3 separate regions of the Homo sapiens genome follow, and all the other regions are linked to region 3. A link is a contact called in ENCODE Hi-C or POLR2A ChIA-PET data. All regions are on one chromosome and are shown on one strand. The core of a region is the stretch at or near the end of the contact, and the rest is flanking DNA. Distances in the headings are between cores, read along the strand shown.

Evidence for each region. Hi-C counts contacts between places; a loop is a spot of excess contacts on that map. ChIA-PET counts read pairs that join two places held with the same protein, here RNA polymerase II (POLR2A). Pooled maps may share reads with other maps.
Region 1: a loop to region 3 is called in a pooled map, with 3 times the contacts of the local background. The contact joins the promoter of JUNB here to the promoter of GADD45GIP1 in region 3. A Hi-C loop is called at or near these places in 3 of 168 maps with a recorded cell type or tissue (CD4-positive, alpha-beta memory T cell, CD8-positive, alpha-beta T cell and ascending aorta), 2 of 37 single-sample maps with no recorded cell type and 11 of 50 pooled maps. POLR2A ChIA-PET finds 5 or more read pairs at or near these places in 14 of 52 experiments (AG04449, GM10248, H1 and 10 more).
Region 2: a pooled map shows a loop between it and region 3 (4-fold over the local background). The contact joins the enhancer-like site here to the promoter of GADD45GIP1 in region 3. A Hi-C loop is called at or near these places in 4 of 50 pooled maps. POLR2A ChIA-PET finds 5 or more read pairs at or near these places in 4 of 52 experiments (CD4-positive, alpha-beta T cell, Caco-2, OCI-LY7 and 1 more).

Annotation. Positions count from the first base shown.
Region 1 is chr19:12,789,314-12,792,891 of GRCh38, forward strand. JUNB (JunB proto-oncogene, AP-1 transcription factor subunit) reads left to right here and starts at 2,173. Exons shown (of 1, transcript NM_002229.3): 1 at 2,173-3,578. The coding sequence starts at 2,459. The coding sequence ends at 3,502. It also overlaps a transcript of HOOK2 not described here. RefSeq lists silencers at 282-1,051, 1,912-2,491, 2,862-2,971, cis regulatory regions at 518-1,038, 1,878-2,432 and enhancers at 736-1,235, 1,536-2,147.
Region 2 is chr19:13,205,633-13,209,545 of GRCh38, forward strand. It overlaps CACNA1A (calcium voltage-gated channel subunit alpha1 A), which reads right to left. Exons shown (of 47, transcript NM_001127222.2): 45 at 3,680-3,866; 46 at 3,124-3,377; 47 at 810-2,421. The coding sequence ends at 1,681. Among named protein-coding and RNA genes, the nearest start is that of IER2, 57 kb to the left of the region's middle. RefSeq lists enhancers at 2,608-2,877, 3,184-3,913 and silencers at 2,878-2,927, 3,008-3,197. Within about 2 kb of position 2,664, at least 24 of the 41 ENCODE cell types and tissues checked have a DNase peak (open chromatin) inside an H3K27ac peak, as active enhancers do; they include OCI-LY7, where a contact is called at or near this core.
Region 3 is chr19:12,955,553-12,959,380 of GRCh38, forward strand. GADD45GIP1 (GADD45G interacting protein 1) reads right to left here and starts at 1,671. Exons shown (of 2, transcript NM_052850.4): 1 at 1,311-1,671. The coding sequence starts at 1,660. RefSeq lists enhancers at 998-1,047, 1,147-2,019 and a silencer at 1,448-1,617.

The sequences.
Region 1 (3,578 bases), core at 923-3,422, 170 kb before region 3:
CCGTCTGCACCTCGCCGCAGCCCTTCCCGGGAAGGGGCTCTGGGTTCCCTCATATTCTCCCCTTAGATTTTCAGGTCTTCTCTGACTCGGGGAGGGAAGCTCTCAGATGACAGAGCTACTCTAGGGAAGGAGGGGGGCTCCCTCTAGGTATTCTGGATGATAGTAGGATGGGACCTGCAGACTAAAACGAGAGTGGGGCCCCTGACTCACATGAGTGAGTGGGGGGTGTTGGGGACGGAGCTCCAGATCTCCTGGCAGAAGGGAAGGGCACCCCACCCGAGGGAGGAGGCAGCCGCCGTTCCAGCCCGCCCAGGCGCCGGGGGCGCCTCGAGGCATCGGCCCGCCCTCTCCGCGCCCCGTCGGGCCGGGGGCGAAGTCCGACCCAGGCCCGCGGGCAGGCGGGGACCTGCCGGGCTGGGTTGGGCCAGGCCGGGCCTGGCAGGACGCAGCCCCAAAGCGGCGGGGTGGGGCGGGGCCGGGCCAGGCGGCCGTGGGGGCCCCGGGGGCGGCGGTCGGGGCTGGTCGGGACTAGCAGTCTGGGGGCCCAGGCGCGCCCTGGGACCTGGCAGATAGTCGGGTTCCCCGCTTCTGGCTCGGGGCCCCAGGACAGCGCTGGTCCCACCTCTTCCTGTGCCCTAATATGGGCGGCGGGGAGAGACTTCGGGGGCCGGCCCGCGCTCAGTCCTGCCCGCGGACTCCCGCCTGTTGCCATGGCGACCAGGCCCCGCTCCTCGGCTGCGTCCCCCGCCGTCGGGCCAATGGAACACTCCCCAAGCCGCCTGCCTCCGCGGTCCCCTGCAGGCACCGCGGGCGGAACCATTGCTTGAGGGGAGAGGATGGTGGCTGGAGGCTGCCGCGGCTGGGCGGGCTCCAAGCACCCGGGCCTCCGCGGGGGCTCGCACGCCCAGGTTCCTCTTCCGAGGCGCAGGATGCGGCGGGACCCAGGGCGGGGCGCACGGTCCCGTAGGATCCGAGTGACGGAGACAGGGCCGGGCTCCTTCCCCCGGGGCTGTTGCCACACTTCCTGCCTCTGCGCTCTTTCCCCAGCCTGTTTCTAAGGAAGGGAGTGGGGTTGGGCGACCGCGCCCCAGCCGTCGGGCTGGGTCCAGGCTCTAGGAGCCGACACGGTGTTGGGCAAAGCCCAGGGTCAATAGGGGAGGGTTTTAGGATGGGGGACAGAGAATACAGATGACTAAGAGGTTACCATCGAGGGGGAGCAGCAGTCGTGGAAGATCCAGCAGTCCTGGTGCGCGGGACCCTCAAGGCCCCCTCCTCACATGTCAACTGAGTACCCTCTTATTGTCTTCTCTGCTCCGAAGATGTGTCCGGCCCCTTCTAACTCTCTCCTTCATCCGGGCTAGCAGATGACCCCAGTGGTCCCCAATTTCTGGCAGACATGTCTCCATCTTCTACCTGGCATATTTTACCTGCCTCAGTGTACCCCAGGCCGCTTACTAGCTTTCTGCATATCTAGACTTCCCCTAATGCCTCCTTCCCGCTTACGGGAGAGCCTCAGACTCTGGACTCAGCTCCCATGAGCTCCTGGACCCCTACTCATTTCTTGCAATTTAATGGGTCATGCAGCTCCACCCACTCACCCCTTTTGATCTCTCCCCTCCTCCGTCCTGTGAAAATTCCAGTCCCGCATCCTTCTGAGCCCGGGACCCCCAGTCAATTCCTGGGTCAGGTGTCTCCTTAACCCTCCCGATTTACAGTGCTTAACCCTCATTTCTGCTTTTTGGGGTCTCCCAATGGATTGTCAGTCCTCCTACCCCTCTCGTATTCTGGGTACCTCAGGGGTTTCTTCGCACATACTGGGACCCTCACCCCACTTGCTGCGTACCAGGTCCTGGTATTTGTCCCAGTGGACTCCAGGGAAATCATCCTCCTCCCTGAAACCCCTCACTCATGTGCCTGGGCCCCCCAGCACCTCCTTCCATGCGTACCCCGAGGTCCTTTGAGCCCCTCCCCCTGCAGCCCCGCCGAGCCACCCGGCCCGTGGCCGCTGTTTACAAGGACACGCGCTTCCTGACAGTGACGCGAGCCGCCTCCTCCCCTTCCCCACGCTCGAGGAGGGGGGCGCGGGGGCCCGGCTCCGGCGACGGCCAATCGGAGCGCACTTCCGTGGCTGACTAGCGCGGTATAAAGGCGTGTGGCTCAGGCTGAGCGGCTGGGACCTTGAGAGCGGCCAGGCCAGCCTCGGAGCCAGCAGGGAGCTGGGAGCTGGGGGAAACGACGCCAGGAAAGCTATCGCGCCAGAGAGGGCGACGGGGGCTCGGGAAGCCTGACAGGGCTTTTGCGCACAGCTGCCGGCTGGCTGCTACCCGCCCGCGCCAGCCCCCGAGAACGCGCGACCAGGCACCCAGTCCGGTCACCGCAGCGGAGAGCTCGCCGCTCGCTGCAGCGAGGCCCGGAGCGGCCCCGCAGGGACCCTCCCCAGACCGCCTGGGCCGCCCGGATGTGCACTAAAATGGAACAGCCCTTCTACCACGACGACTCATACACAGCTACGGGATACGGCCGGGCCCCTGGTGGCCTCTCTCTACACGACTACAAACTCCTGAAACCGAGCCTGGCGGTCAACCTGGCCGACCCCTACCGGAGTCTCAAAGCGCCTGGGGCTCGCGGACCCGGCCCAGAGGGCGGCGGTGGCGGCAGCTACTTTTCTGGTCAGGGCTCGGACACCGGCGCGTCTCTCAAGCTCGCCTCTTCGGAGCTGGAACGCCTGATTGTCCCCAACAGCAACGGCGTGATCACGACGACGCCTACACCCCCGGGACAGTACTTTTACCCCCGCGGGGGTGGCAGCGGTGGAGGTGCAGGGGGCGCAGGGGGCGGCGTCACCGAGGAGCAGGAGGGCTTCGCCGACGGCTTTGTCAAAGCCCTGGACGATCTGCACAAGATGAACCACGTGACACCCCCCAACGTGTCCCTGGGCGCTACCGGGGGGCCCCCGGCTGGGCCCGGGGGCGTCTACGCCGGCCCGGAGCCACCTCCCGTTTACACCAACCTCAGCAGCTACTCCCCAGCCTCTGCGTCCTCGGGAGGCGCCGGGGCTGCCGTCGGGACCGGGAGCTCGTACCCGACGACCACCATCAGCTACCTCCCACACGCGCCGCCCTTCGCCGGTGGCCACCCGGCGCAGCTGGGCTTGGGCCGCGGCGCCTCCACCTTCAAGGAGGAACCGCAGACCGTGCCGGAGGCGCGCAGCCGGGACGCCACGCCGCCGGTGTCCCCCATCAACATGGAAGACCAAGAGCGCATCAAAGTGGAGCGCAAGCGGCTGCGGAACCGGCTGGCGGCCACCAAGTGCCGGAAGCGGAAGCTGGAGCGCATCGCGCGCCTGGAGGACAAGGTGAAGACGCTCAAGGCCGAGAACGCGGGGCTGTCGAGTACCGCCGGCCTCCTCCGGGAGCAGGTGGCCCAGCTCAAACAGAAGGTCATGACCCACGTCAGCAACGGCTGTCAGCTGCTGCTTGGGGTCAAGGGACACGCCTTCTGAACGTCCCCTGCCCCTTTACGGACACCCCCTCGCTTGGACGGCTGGGCACACGCCTCCCACTGGGGTCCAGGGAGCA
Region 2 (3,913 bases), core at 1,414-3,913, 250 kb after region 3:
AGAAGCTCTCAAAGGGGTATTGGACTCTGGGGATGGCTGAAACACTTCGTGGGGGCGGGGGTTGGTGTCCACGAGACCAAATTATTATTATTAATTATCTAAGATGGAGTCTTGCTCTGTCACCCAGGTTGGAGTGCAGTGGCACGATCTTGGTTCACTGCAACCTCCGCCTCCTGGGTTCAAGCAATTCTCCTGCCTCAGCTTCCCGAGTAGCTGGGATTACAGGCACCCACCACCACGCGTGGCTAATTTTTGTATTTGTAGTAAAGACGGCGTTTCACTATGTTGGCCAGGCTGGTTGTGAACTCCTGACCTCATGTGATCCACCCACCTCGGCCTCCCAAAGTGCTGGGATTATAGGCGTGAGCCACCGCGCCCTGCCTTTTTTTTTTTTATTTTGAGACAAGAGTCTCATTCCGTCACTCAGGCTGGAGTGCAGTGGTGGGATCTTGGCTCACTGCTAACCTCCGCCTCTCAGGCTCAGGTGATTCTCATGCCTCAGCCTCCGGAGTAGCTGGGATTACAGTTTGTGCAACCACGCATGGCTAATTTTTTTTGTATTTTTAGTAGAGATGAGGTTTTGCCATGTTGGTCGGGCTGGTCTCGAACTCCTGACCTCAAGTGATCCATCTGCCTTAGCCTCCCAAAGTGCTGGGATTACAGGCGTGCATGATGCCCGGCCTCCTTGTCGCTTTCAAACAGTGCTTCTAGGAGCTAACAAAGAAGTGCCTCTTTGTATGATTCCCCAAGAGAGACCCACCCAGGCAGCACCTAGCCAAGGGACAAAGACCACTCCTATCCAAAAGCCCTTTGATTCAACTTTTTTTTATTTTTTTTTTCTTTTTGAATGTCATGCAATAATTCACAGTCCCAAGCCCACGGTTTTCAAACAAGGTAGGAAAAAAGGAAAAAAGAAGCAAAGGAATCGGTGGTGATGGTGGGTTTTTCTTCTTCTTTTGTTGTTTCAAGCAGGACCAAATGTCAGAAAAAAATGCCTCTTTTCTCAATCATTAATTTTTTTGTCCTTTTTAAAATTGTTTATTGTTATTATTATTTTTTTAAATTGATTTCTGCAGGCAGTAATAGTAGGGTTTGGTATAACCGGCAAGCACTCTTGTGTGTGTCTGAGAACGTGTGTGGGTGTGAGTGTGTCTGGTGGTGGGTGTAGGGCACTGGGATTCTGGTTCCTTCTGGCTTCTTTGCCGCACTCGGCCACCAGCTGTCTTCATCAGGGAAAGGAAAGATTCAATTGAGATGATAAAACTCATCAATAGAAGCTATTTTTTTCTCCCCGTTTTTTCTTTTAAAAATGTTTTTTTTTTTTTTTTTTTTTTTTTTTTTCATGTTCCCCAAAGTTCTCCAAAAATGGCTGAGTTAATTCAAATCCCTTGGCTGTGTGGTTTGTCTGCTCCCTGCCTCCCACCCGAGAGCCCCTGTCGTGGGTGGGGGGATCGGGGCTGGTTGGGGGGCGCCGTGGCTGCCCAGGAGGGTCTCTTTTGGCCGAGGGTCTCTGCGGGACACCCTTGTGGCCCAGCCCTGGCCTCTCCAGAGTCTGGGGTCTCCCGGCTGGCCCTCTCCCGGGCCCTCTGTGCTGGGCCCCCGCGGCCTCTGCGCGGCTCCTCGGGTGGGGTGTGTGCGTGGGGTGCGTGGGGGGCCGGGCGGGCGCCACCTCGCCCGGGCTTAGCACCAATCATCGTCACTCTCGCTGTAGGGTTCGTGCAGGCCCTTCCTGGAGCCCGGCCCGCGGGGCCTGGCCAGTCCGTGCGCCGGGTAGTAGCCGTTGGGGAGTCGCCGGCCGTGCCGAGAAGGCGAGGCGCAGGCCGGGCCCGAGGCCCGGGGAGTCCTGGGCGAGCGCCCGGTGGCGCCCGAGGACGCGTGTCGTACGGGGGGTGGCGCGTCGTAGGCCCCGGCCATGGCCTCCTCGCCGCCCCCGCTGCCCGGGCCATCGGCCTCGTCGTAGTCGGAGCCCCGGTAGTAGCCATGGTGCCGGGGACCCGGGGGCCCCTCGGACACGTGCGGGCCAGATGCCGGCCACCGGGCCCCGCCGTGTCGACAGGCCCTGGGGGACTCGCTCCGGGCCGGGCCTGGGACCCGCCTCTCCATCCTGGGCGAGCGGCCGCTGCTGTGGCCCCCCGTGGGCGGCCGATCTCCGGCCAGAGGCTCGGCCGTGGGGCCTGGGTACCTCCGAGGGCCGCTGGTGGCCGCCCGGCCCGGCCTGGCCACCGCCTGCTGCTGCTGCTGCTGCTGCTGCTGCTGCTGCTGCTGCGGGGGCCCCGAGCCGCCGGCCTTACGGATCACAGGGGAATAGGACACGTGTGGCCGGGGGGTGGAGGGGGTCTGGGGGAGCTGGCGGCGGCCCCGCCGCGGAGTGCTGGTACCAGATGTTGAGGGGGCTGGGCTTCCACTTACGGAACTACTGCCCTACACGAAAATTGAAACAAAGGAAATCAAAAAAAAAGATACAACAAAATCAAAGGAGACACGGGATTGGGAGGAAGAGAGGGGAGCGAAGGGAGAGGGGCCGGGAGGAGAGGGAGGAGGGGGAGGGGGAGGAGGAGGAGGAGGAGGAGAGGGGGGACACAGGACATTGAATGGAAAAAAGCAACAGCCACAGGGAGGAGGGAGGGGAGGAGGGGGAGTGAGACAGGGAGGGGAGGAGTCGAAAACCAACACAACAAAGTGAAAAGAGAAATGAGAAATGGAGTTTTGTAAGTTTCGGGGTTAAAAATAGCAGAAGTTTCAAAAATTACTCACAGGCGTCCAGAGGACAGAAATCATAATTGAAACAAAAACAGAAGCCGGGTTAAAGGAAAGTGAAAGGTCGGGCGGCACGGCCCAGAACTCAAATATGATCCACAACCGAGGAGCAAGCAGCTGCGGGCGGCGGGGAGGGGGCGGCGGGTGGGCAAGGGGGCTGGGGGGACAGCATAGGCAGCTGGTGTGGTGGGGATCCGTGTCCGCTCCGGCCGCCGGGCACCCCGGTGGCTTGGGGGCAGGATGGGAGGTGGTCACAGCCGGGATCCGGGGACCTTTGCCTAGAGTGGCTGTTGGATGGGGTATCCCCTTCTCTCCTCCCCGCCTCCCGGCCGAGCCCAGCCTGGGGTCACTTGCAGCCGCACCCACCTGCCGGTGCGCCATGTGCTCTCGGCCCTCGCTGGGCGAGCGGGACCAGCGCTGGTCCCGAGCCCGTGCCCGGCCGTGGTCCGGCCGTTCCTGGGCATAGCGGTCCTTGTCGGGGGGCGGGGGATGGTGGTGGTGGTGGTGGTGGTGGTGGTGCTGTCGATGCTTCCGATCCTTGGGCCGGCCCCGCTCCTGGTCCCGCTCCTTCGACGGCAGGTCCCCGGATTGGGTGGTCATGCTCAGGTCTGTCCCCAAGCCTGGGCCGGGTGAGGGTCAGACAGACACACAGGTGGTCGTGAGGGAGAGGTGGGGCAGATGCACACACAGGAGGCCACCTGGAAGGTGTGGGGGCCCTAGAGATCCCCTGAACCGAGGCAGGTCAGTGGGTTGGGGGGAGGGGGTAGTACCCAGGTTCCTGCAGCTGCTGCCTGGCCCCCTCTGTCCCCTCTCCATGGAGGCCTCTCCCTTTCTTCTTCCTTAGTGTCTCCTCCGCCCTGCCTTCTCCTCCCCTCTCCTCTCCTCTGTTCTGCTTGTCCCTGAGCACCACAGGGCTGCCCACCTGTGTCCACATCGGTGTAGCGGCCCAGGGAGCGCTCAGAGGCGCGGTGGCTGCGGTCGCGGCGCCGCTGGTGGTGCCGCTGGTTCTCCTCGGGCGGGACCCGCTCCAGCGAGTAATCGTCCAGGCGTCGGGCCTTGGGGCCCAGCACGGAGGCTGAACGCTTCATGGGGCTGGTGTCTGAGATGGTCTGGGGGAGGGGACAGGCCGGTGGGCTGGGGTCAGCAGCTAGCACCA
Region 3 (3,828 bases), core at 421-2,920:
TATCTATAAGAGATGCCCCTGGTCTGGCCCGACGCGGTGGCTCACGCCTGTAATCCTAGCACTTTGGGAGGCCGAGGCAGATGGATCACCTGAGGTCAGGAGTTTGAGACCAGCCTGGCCAATATGGCGAAACCCCATCTCTACTAAAAATACAAAAAATGAGCCGGGTGTGGTGGTGGGCGCTTGTAATCCCAGCTACTCGGGAGGCTGAAGCAGGAGAATCTCTTGATCCTGGGAGGCAGAGGTTGCAGTGAGCTGAGATTGCACTCCAGCCTGGGCAACAAGAGCAAAACTCTGCCTCAAAACAACAACAACAACAACAACAAAAAGATGCCCCTGGTCCTTCAGACCTGCCTCTGTATCTGACCTCTGCCCTCTTGGTTCCAGGACCCATCACCTTCCTGCCCTCACCTTTTCCCCAGCCACACTGGCTTCCTGGCTGTTCTTTAAGGCATATCGTATCTCAGGGCATTTGCCCCAGCTGTTCCCTTTACCAGAAACTTTCTACCCAAGAGATCGCCCCATAGCTAAGTCTGGTTATTCAGGTCTTTGCTTAAACATCACCTCCTCAGAGAGGCCTGAGGCTTCCCAAACCAAAGCTGCCCTCAGGCACACACTCTTCACTCTTTTACCTTCCTACTAGTCGGCTGTCACCATTGGTATTATCTTGCCTGTCAGCTGTCGCCATCTGATATTAAGGGCCCTTTTGGGGCCTGCCTCGGCCTCCCAAATAACTGGGATTACAGGCACGAGCCACCGCCCCCGGCCTGGGACAGGGTCTTGCACACGGTATGCGCTCAGTAAAGACTTGGTGGTGATGGCCGGACGTGATGGCTCACACCTGTAATCCCGGCACTTTGGGAGGCTGAGGCAGGTGGATCACTTGAAGTAAGGAGTTTGAGACCAGCCTGGCCAACATGGTGGAACCCCGTCTCTACTAAAACTACAAAAATTTGCCGGGCGTGGTGGTGCACGCCTGTAATCCCAGCTACACCGGAGGCTAAGGCGGGAGAATCGCTTGAACCGGGGAGGCGGAGGTTGCAGTGAGCCAAGATCTTGCGACTGCACTCCAGCCTGGGCAACAGAGCGAGACTCTTGTCTCCAAAAAACAAACAAACAAACAAACAAAACTTGCTGATGAATGACTAAATGGACGTTATTCTGAGTTTGTTTTGCGGCCAGGTGAGCGTATACATAAATCTACAACATGCAGATGCTGCGACGTGACCCCGAAGGGGTAGGCACGGTTTGGGGCCCAGTTCGCCCACGGGGCACAGAGGGCAGCCCCGCGTCTGCCTGCACGCACGCACCTCTCCCGACGCTTCTGCTCTTCGGCCAGCTGCTTCACCCGCAGCGACTCCTGCATGGTCGCCAGGCTCGGGTACCATTCGCGTTCTTCGGCCTCCAGCTCCCGCAGCTGCTCCGGCGACGGCCATAACGAACCGGGGACCACCCCGGAGGCGGCGCCGTAACGCGCGAACTGCTTAGCCGCGTAGCGCGGTCCCAGCTGCCACCGCGGGGTCAGGAGGTCCTCGGGGTCTGGCCACCGGGGTCCCGGCCTGCGGCGCGGGGGCGGCCGCGCCCGGTAGCCACGGGAACCCGGGGCCAGGGTCGCCGCCACACCTAGTAGGCTGCGTGCCTGTCGCACGGACGCCGCCATCTTGGCTGTGCGGGGTCCTCACAGGCCCGCCGGGCTGTCCATGCCCGGTGCCTGAGCGCGAGGCCCGGTGTGGGCCAGGGCAGGGCGAGGGGTGTCCCTGCTGCCTCAGTTCGGGGGAGGGCGGCGAAGGGGATAGTATGGGTTTTATACGTTTCCAAGTATAACTTTAAATTTTAGTTAAGCAGTTACTGATTAAAGTCATTTTTAATTTTCACTTTTTTTCTTCTCCTTTCTGCACACTGACACTTAAAAATACATATTTTTGTCGGGCGCGGTGGCTCACGCCTGTAATCTCAGCACTTTGGGAGGCCGAGGCGGGCGGATCACCTGAGGTCGCGAGTTCGAGACCAGTCTTTTTTTTTTTTTTTTTTCGAGACAGAGTCTCGCTCTGTCGCCCAGGCTGGAGGGTAACGGCGTGATCTCGGGTCACTGTAACCTCCGCCTTCCGGGAGGAGAGGAGAAACCCCGTCTCTACTAAAAATACAAAATTAGCCGGGCATGGTGGCGCATGCCTGTAGTCCCAGCTCCGCGGGAGGCTGAGGCAGGAGAATCGCTTGAACCCGGGAGGCGGAGGTTGGGGTGGGCCGAGATCGTGCCATTGCATTCCAGCCTGGGTAACAAGAGCGAAACTCCGTCTAAAAAATTAATAAATAAAAATAAATACATACATGCATACACACACACACACATATACATATATATATACGCTCACCTGGCTACAAATATATATTTGTGTATTTTTTTCTAAGTGTTCAGTGTTCTTTGGGTAAAAATTGTATTTTTGTTTTTTGCATATCAGAAACCATACTGTTTTATTCATCCATGTGTCTTCTGTGCACACAGTAGCCCTCCAATGAATAATCTGAAATCATGTTGAATGAACACATTGAAAAATCAAAAATAAGAGGCTGTGGCAGGGCCACTGATATGGTTTGGCTCTGTGTCCCCAACCAAATCTCATCCTGAATTATAATCCCCATGTGTCCAGGGAGGGACCTGTAATCCCCACATGTCGGGGAAGGGAGGTGGTTGGATCACGGGGGTGGTTTCCCCCATGCTATTCTTTTTTTTTTTTTTTTGCCTTCAAAAAGTTTATTTTATTTTATTTTATTATTATTATACTTTAAGTTTTAGGGTACTTGTGCACAACGTGCAGGTTTGTTACATATGTATACATGTGCCATGTTGGTGTGCTGCACCCATTAACTCGTCATTTAGCATTAGGTATATCTCCTAATGCTATCCCTCCCCCCTCCCCCCACCCCACAACAGTCCCCGGTGTGTGATGTTCCCTTTCCTGTGTCCATGTGGTCTCATTGTTCACTTCCCACCTATGAGTGAGAACATGCGGTGTTTGGTTTTTTGTCCTTGCGATAGTTTGCTGAGAATGATGGTTTCCAGTTTCATCCATGTCCCTACAAAGGACACGAACTCATCATTTTTTATGGCTGCGTAAAAATTATATTTTTAACTTTACTTTTATACATTTAAACTAGCATTTATTAGGCTGGGCTTGGTGGCTCACGCCTGTAATCCCAGTACTTTGGGAGGCTGAAGCGGGCGGATCACTTGAGGTCAGGAGTTGGAGACCAGCCTGACCAACATGGCAAAACCTTGTCTCTACTAAAAATACAAAAATTACCTGGGCGTGGTGGTGGGCGCCTGTAATCCCAACTACTCAGGAGGCTGAGGCAGGAGAATCGCTTGAACCTGGGAGGTGGAGGTTGCAATGAGCTGAGATCGTGCCATTGCACTCTACCCAGGGTGACAGAGTGAGACTCTGTCTGAACAAACAAACAGACAAAAAGCCCACTAGCATTTATTATTTTTTTAATGTAAATGTGGCTGAACGCGGTGGTTCACACCTGTAATCCCAGCACTTTGGGAGGCTGAGGCAGGTATCACTGAGGTCAGGAGTTCGAGACCAGCCTGGCCAACATGGTGAAACCCCGTCTTTACTAAAAATACAAAAATTGGCTGGGTGCGGTGGTGCACACCTGTAATCCCAACTACTCGAGAAGCTAAGGCAGGAGAATCGCTTGAACCCGGGAGGCGGAGGTTGCAGTGAGCTGAGATTACACCACTGCTCTCCAGCCTGGGCAACAGATCGAGACTCTGTCTCAAAATAAATAAATAAATAAATAAATAATTCTGTCACATGCTGTGAC